Linked DNA regions of Mus musculus: all the other regions are linked to region 1. Evidence: chromatin loops called from intact Hi-C (ENCODE). Cell type or tissue: left cerebral cortex. All regions are shown on one strand. Region 1 has its middle 4.5 kb from the start of Pkd2. Region 2 has its middle 26 kb from the start of Mepe. Region 3 overlaps Sparcl1 (SPARC-like 1).

What was found. A loop is a pair of places that touch in the nucleus more often than their neighbours do. Peaks named below come from ENCODE experiments on the same cell type or tissue, not always from the same donor. Only the 100,000 strongest peaks of a DNase experiment are listed, where the experiment ranks them.
Region 2: a loop joins it to region 1, with 2.9 times the contacts of the local background. A loop is called at or near these places in 22 of 42 quality-filtered maps.
Region 3: it touches region 1 in a loop (4-fold over the local background); 4 of 42 quality-filtered maps call a loop at or near these places.

Annotation. Positions count from the first base shown.
Region 1 is chr5:104,453,729-104,456,228 of GRCm38, forward strand. It overlaps a transcript of Pkd2 not described here. Among named protein-coding and RNA genes, the nearest start is that of Pkd2, 4.5 kb to the right of the region's middle. In left cerebral cortex, no CTCF peak of the experiment used is centred here; a DNase peak (open chromatin) is centred at 1,036.
Region 2 is chr5:104,349,986-104,352,485 of GRCm38, forward strand. No RefSeq gene overlaps it. Among named protein-coding and RNA genes, the nearest start is that of Mepe, 26 kb to the left of the region's middle. In left cerebral cortex, no CTCF peak of the experiment used is centred here; a DNase peak (open chromatin) is centred at 1,238.
Region 3 is chr5:104,111,073-104,113,572 of GRCm38, forward strand. It overlaps Sparcl1 (SPARC-like 1), which reads right to left. Exons shown (of 11, transcript NM_010097.4): 1 at 2,305-2,500. It overlaps LOC330143 (a long non-coding RNA gene), which reads left to right. Exons shown (of 3, transcript XR_003955771.1): 3 at 833-2,500. Among named protein-coding and RNA genes, the nearest start is that of Sparcl1, 1.8 kb to the right of the region's middle. In left cerebral cortex, a CTCF peak has its summit at 1,073; DNase peaks (open chromatin) are centred at 136, 581, 1,138 and 1,603; H3K4me3 peaks cover 2,500 bases; H3K27ac peaks cover 2,500 bases.

The sequences.
Region 1 (2,500 bases):
CTGGAATCCACCAAGACACCTGATGTCTGTGAGCGTTCACTAAAGGCTCGGTGAATTTGTTAATATTTCCTCATTAGCATTCGATCTGAATTCCACCGGGGATCTGAAAATGAAGTATTTAACTTCATTACTCTGAACAGGAAACTAGGACAGAGAGGTTTGGACTCTATCACCACAGTGCCAGCTAAGGCTGATGCCAAGATAACAGACACTGGCAGGTCGATCTAAATGCAAGCCAGATATGGAATGCCACAAATCTGAGCCTCACTTTATTAGCAATAAAATGAGACTAAAGGGAAGCTTTAAAACCGGCTAACATTTCTTCTTACAGTGGCACAAACATCAGATTTTCTGCTAATTATTTCAGATGTTGAGTGGTAAAAGGTTATTTTACAACGTTGTTAAATAAATACATACTTAGGGGAAATGAGGGAAAACAGTTTGTTTGGTGAGTTGCTAAGTAACACCACACATGCCAGGAACTCTTTGGAGTTCCTATGGAAGGTGGAGACGTCCGAACCAACAGGAACTCAGTTTGTGTCTGTCTCACTAGTTTTCACTGGAAAATTAATAAATAAACATTCAAATTAACAGAGGAGCATTGAACATATGTTGGACGTATTTGTGCCAAATCTAAGTAGACTCTCCTCAAGGTTGCTGTTCACAAGTTTCTCTGATGTCTACAGAGTACCCAGACTATGTGTGCGATTTGTGCAGTGTGTCCCCAGAAAAGCCCACGGCAGAGATGAAATGAAACCAAACAACATCCATGATATACACAACATGCCTCACAGTATCCAATTACTGAAATATGTGATACAAAGGACTGTGGTAGCTAGGCAAAGAAAACCACAACGTGTTATGTCTTACTTTATGTAAGGAAAACTTTATGAGAAGTAGCGTGTTTTAAATGACTCTTTAAAGGAAGTAACTCTGTTCACCGGGAGAACATCTGACAGCCTTGGGCCTTGCTTGAGTTAGTTGCTCTGCAAAGGATAAACCCAGTAAAGTAAAAGTAAAAACAGAGCGGGCGGCATTAGCAAACCAGAAAGAACGAAGAGTTGGACAGCTGGGCTCATGACTAAAGTTAAGCCAGATTCAGCATAAAGGAACCCAGTGCTTTTTGAATTATGGTGCATTAAAATTGCAGATTTTCTTAAAATTACTTTTCTTCCTTTTTTAAAAAAAATTTATTCATGTTATACATATATATATACATATATATATATATGAATGCTTTAGTTACATTCATATCTGCACAGCCGAAGATGGTTATAAACATTATAGACAGCTTCGAGCCACCATGTGGTTGCTGGGAATTGAACTCAGGAGCCCTGGAAGAGGAATAAGTGTTCTTAACCATTGAGCCATCTCTCCAGCTCCCAAATTACTTTTCTTTTCTTTTTTTTCAAAATTACTTTTCTTGCAAGTGAAAATGAGGCAAATACACATCCAACTCCAAGTTATTTGTTTAGATACATTTTAAACCAACTTAAATTACTTACTTGTTTAGACACATTTTAACCATCTGAATTACTTTTGGGGGTGGTGATATCTTAGGAAGAATGTTTCATATTTGTTTTAAGTAATTAACACTGTTAAAAAAAAAGTCCTACTATCACTACTAACTTTGTGATTTGTTTATCAGCATCAACTGAGCCTTCTATGATGTGGTCTTACTGTTTTTCTTAACCACTTCAACCTAGGGATTCCCTCTTTGCTGGAAACTTCCATATTAGTTAGATGCTACATGATAACTCATGCTATTATTTATATTCACGGGGACAATCTCTCCAACAAGAACACAACTCCATGAAGAATCTGCCTAAATTGAATTGATTTTTTTCCAACCCATCCAAACAAGAATCACATTTTATTGTGTAAGTAAAAACACAGAATTGGACATTCAAGGTAAATATAAAGTAATTGAGTGAATTCGATTGCTCTGTTTCTTCCTTGGCTGAGTCACTTTTTCCCCCCACTGATGCGGCACTGTTTAAAGCAAAGACTTCACACATACTAGGAAGAGAGGCCAAGGACAAATAAAAAAGGAACATATTCTTCAGTGCCCAGTTGTCTTCTAGTTGGAAAAAAAATAACCCAAAAGGCAAGCAAACAACTCTCACCCCCATTCCAAAGAGCCAGGAAAGGTCCAGCTCTATGACAAAAGATTCTTAAGCTTCAGTTGTTGCTTAACACACAAGGACTAGATTTTGCCCATTTCAGAGATCGTGTCTTGCTCCTAGATATGTGTCTCATGCACACTGGATTCTCAAGAAGTATTTTCTCTACAATTTCGAGTTTGCTACAGCCCCCCTGTTCTCAACAAACACATCGTCAAGCTAAGGCGGAGATGAACAAAGAATAATTATGGTGGATCAAAAAATAATTGATATCTTTCATTAATACAATTAATCATATTAATAGGATTAACATAATATGATTGAAACATAAACATGAATGTAGCACTAATAGCACATGGCATTTACCGTGTGACGTT
Region 2 (2,500 bases), 100 kb before region 1:
CGCATTTTATCAATGGCCTCTGGAGATTCTTGAATAGATGCTCTAGAGTTGCTTATTACCAACGCTTACACGTGTATTCAAGTGGAATCTTGTTGAATGTGTATCTTAGGGAGTTTACCACTACATCCCTGAAAGTGTTTTAGAAATGCCTTCAGAACTCATGGCAACCCCATTCAGCTATCACTTCCTTATTCTCTCAGGAAGTTGATCAGTTTAGAATCGCTAATGTAGCTACTACTGATAGAAGCATTTCATGTTTCTTCATAAATGAACTCCCACAGAGTAGCTGCTGCTATATTCACACACACACACACACACACACACACACACACACACACACACACCACATCACCATGCCACTTCATGTGTGCCAACTCTCAAAGGATGTTGTCATGATTAATATCAGCTTGTCAGGGCTAACAGATGCCCAGGTAAGTTATAAACAGTACTGATGAATGGATCGGTTTTAGGTACACTCTGCTGCTTGATAAACACCTGGACCAAAAGCAACTTACAGTCCATTATTCAGAGAATCTGAAGAAGGAACACAAGGCACAAGCCTGGAGACAGGGCTAAGCAGAGAGTATAGAGGAACGATGCTATGCTTTGCCCCCTTGGGCTTGCTGGGCTGCTTCACTTATACAACCTAGGACTACTTCCAAAGGATAGCACCAGCCGCTGTGGCCTAGGCCCTCCTCCATCAATGAACAACCAATAAAATGCCCCCAAGACATGCTTCTAGGCCAATCTAATGGAGCCAGTTTCTCAGTTGAGGTTTTTCTTTCCTGTTATGTCAAGTTTACAACCAAGAGCAGCCATCACAGGTCTATGGAGGTGTTTCTGAAAGAGGAGAGAATTCAAATGAGCAAGCTAAATAAAATCATTAGGGTAATCCAATACACTGAATGTCAATGTGTGTGTGTGTGTGTGTGTGTGTGTGTGTGTGTGTGTGTGTGTGAGTCTATTTCCCCAGGAATGTGAAAGAAGGGGGCACTTTCTATCTGAATTGTCCAGCTATGCTCTAGGACATGAGTTCTCTGGCCTTCAGACTCAGGCTTTCACACTGCAGCCTCCCAGTTTGTAGGTCTTCAGAACTGAACTGAATCACACCACCAGCATACAGTCAGTGTACCATGGCATTTCTCAGCTCCCATAAATTAAGTGACTAGTTCCCATAAGGAGCCTCCTCTTCCATATGTACATATTTTGTACTGGTTGTATTCTCCTGGCAACTTCTGACTAACACAGGCATGCTGCTATTCATGGAATGAAAACCGTGGAAACCCACAAAGAAACAGGACCTACTGCATAATGAGTGCCTCCTAGTACAAGCAACACAAGCTTTCCTGTTCAAATGACTGGGGGATGCCCTATACTATCTACCACTCCATCCTGTGCTCTGCATATCACACCTGCAGGAGCACATGGCCCAGGGCATCCATCATGTCTCTATACAAATCAACAGCTCAAAATGACTATAAGAACTTCAAGTTGATGTGTTGGTGCATAGTTCACTGGAAGAGCACTTTTGCTAACGTGAATAAGACCGTAAGTTTTAGATATTCTCTCTCTCTCTCTCTCTCTCTCTCTCTCTATATATATATATATATATATATATATGTGTGTGTGTGTGTGTGTGTGTGTGTGTGTGTGTGTGTAAAACATATGGAATATATGTATATATATAAACATGGAATATATATGGAATACATATGTATTTATAAAGCATAAAGCTTTTACATATATATATACATATGCATATATATGTGTATATATATATGTATATATTCCAATTTCTTTTTAAATTAAAGCACTTCATGTGTGGGCCTGTTTTGAGCCCTCAGACTTCGGAAGCCAGCCCTGCACACACACAGGCACACACAGGCACACACAGGCACACACAGGCACACACAGGACCAGCCTCACTGCTCTTCCTCCTCTCTGCAATAGAAACTTACTTTTCTGTTATTTGTTTCCGTTTTTACAAAAGGATAAGAGACTGTTGAACAGAATGTCCTTTTTAAGCCAACAAAGCAGTGTGTCCACAGTGGGTCAGAGGCAGAGCAAGACTCAGGGGCGGGATAGAGCCTCTTCCGGGCTGGAGAAGCAGACCAGGAAGTCCCGGAAATGTCAGCCTGTTTCCCCCTCAAATTCAAACAGAACAGAATATTCCTTCTGTGGGTGGGTTTCAGCAAACACTGTAAAGGCCACTGTATACAAACCTTTCCAGAAGCAACGAGTAAAAGCAATACCAACTCCTACCCCTCTGTCTCACCTCATTTCCCTTGCTTCCTGTGGCTGCCCCGTCCTATTCAACAGACACTCACAAAAATATCGGTTATTAGACAACCTGTGGTTAATTTATATTTTTAGCATGTGCTGCTTGGGCACTGTGTGGTGATTTAAAGGGGCATACTAGCTCTGACAGAGTTTCTCAAATTCCCAGAAGCAACTTCAAAATAACGGTCATTTCTCCCTGGCTAGAAATCAGTTCATGTGT
Region 3 (2,500 bases), 340 kb before region 1:
GTGTTTAATAAATACCTCATCTGATTCTTATAACAAAATCACCGGTGGGTATCCTTTGCCTAAGAGATGGTTAGCTGAAGCCTGGAGGTGTGACATGATGGCTAAGCTCACAGAGCTTGCAGCAGCGCGCGCGTGTGTGTGTGTGTGTGTGTGTGTGTGTGTGTGTGTGTGTGTGTGTGTTGGGGTTGGTACTCAGGTGTATCTATCAGACTTGGCAGCCTTATCTGTCCACTCTCTATGCTGTCTTGGAGACTTCAGTCTGCTTTCTGAAGATTGTTAGAGCAGAGCATACAAGTACAAGGGGGAGCCTAGCGTCCACACCCTTTTCAGAGTTTAAGTAGTGAAATATAGCCAGACCAATACTTTCATATTTGCTATCATCAATATATACGAGGCATACATCCATTTTCCAGCTCATTCTCCCATTCAATCTCTGCAGTATCTATTGATTTTATGATTCTGATTCATGGTTACAACAAAGGGTTCTTATGACAAAGTCATTTGCGCAGAGTCCCTGGGCTATTTCTTGTGACACTTCGCATGCAGATAAACCATGCCTATGTAGTCTAACAGAAGTCAGAGCTGTATGGTCATCATGTATGAACCAGGGCCCTTTTCATCTTTCTCATGTTAATTGCATTGGCTGTCTTTGAGGCAGTCACTTTTGTGCAGAGTTCTGTAAATCCTTTGATGTTCATGACAAAGAGACAGGCTGTGGCTAGGTGGTGGTCCTATCACCCCGGGAGCCTCTGCAGAAGGCATCCTGGGAGACCCGTAAGAGCTTCTCCTGGATTTATGGCTTTTTTTTTCTTTTTTTTTTCACCCACTAAAGATTGTTCCGTGGTGATAAGAAAGTCCAACACACCTCAAGCCTTTTGACAAGTTGTTTGTGTTATCCAACATGTTTTGGACATTGAGCTCAACTTAACCAAAGCAACCACGTCCATGTCTGGCTGCAAGTCAGCTGAGAAAGAACAGGAGTCAAGAGAGAATGTAAGGGACATTCTCGAGTTCCCCAGATGCTCCACCGCGCACCTCATCTGTCGCCACTATTTATTGTTTTACTGTGGGCCTGTGCCATAACAGCCTGCTGGCAAGACACTGAAGGGCAAGGAAACCACCCCAGAGTTCTAACTGCTCAATGGCTCTTTGGAAAAAAGTGGGGGTGGGGGCACGATCTTCAAACAACGCACACATTCTTTCCCCAGATGTGGGAAGTCGTGTCCGGTGATTGACAAGCAGAGGAAACAGACTGCTCTACCTGATTGGACTTCACTTAGACGATCCAAACTTTAAATCTTTCCTAAGAATGGGGTGGGGGGTGTCTTTAAGAAAAACAAAGGAAACCAGTCAGAAACAAAGATTTAGTGGAGCGAGCTGTAAACTGAAAACAAAACCCTGGGATCTAAGAGAAAGGAGAGGGTAAAATTTTTTTCTCCCCACTGCGGGTACATTTCTATTCTGTGTGGCTGGAGTCTGCCCCAGAGGAGTCTGCAATGTCAAGGTGGCACATTTAACCTCTTTGCAGACAAAAAGCACTGCAGATGAGACTATACTGCAGGACTTCTCTCGGGTACTTTTTCAACTGTATTGATTGGCAGCTGCAAGCAGGGTTATAGTTTTCTACTGCAGGGTGATCTTGTTCCTGAAGGAATGAGCGAGAAAGGCTCGCAGGAAGTGCTGTATTGGGGAAGGTGCAGATGGGAGGACCTTCTCAAAGACAGCACAGTTGTTAGCCCTGACTTCTCCTTTAGCATTGTGTTTTTCTAGAGAGGATGTAATGAGGAACCGGGCATATTCCCTGTCCCCTTGTCACCTCTTAACAAATGATAGGTAGCAGGAGGAGAGAGATCTGTGAAAACTGTGAGGGAAAGGATAATATGAAAGTAACCGAAGAAGAATGTACTGTTAGAGATATTTCCTAACTGAAAAACAAACAAACAAACAAACAAAGCATTCTACTTCTACACAGCTGTCAGGCCCATGACAGTGACAGATACAGTTAGGTAATTTAAACATGGCAAACACACATTTTTTAAAATTTTGAAATCTATACTTCTGGTTTGGCCATTACGAAAACTATGGTTTATTAGTGCTCGACATTTAATTTTGTAGGAGGAAAAGAGACATGGCCACACAAAGTAAAATTCTCCTTTTTCCTTCATATAAATCACTCCAAATGGGATTATAAAAATAAACACATGGCTTTGAATTATTTAAGCAGAATCATCAAGCAGTCTTTTTAGATCAGGGAAGTCAGTTTAACGCATGCAGTTGGGCAATATAAGCAAATTTAACATTTACCTGCGGAGAGGTGGCTGGATCCAGAGCCTTGGTAGCTTGAAGCCGAAGTTGAGTCCCCTCCTTGCACACAGCCAGGAGGTAAAAGTTTGACAAATGCCCAAGAGGAGCTAGCTCTTCCACCCCCCTCCCTCGTCAGCTTGGCTGCTTTGCCTAGAAGCACATTCACGTTTATTGGAGTTGAAATTCTGCTGCTCTG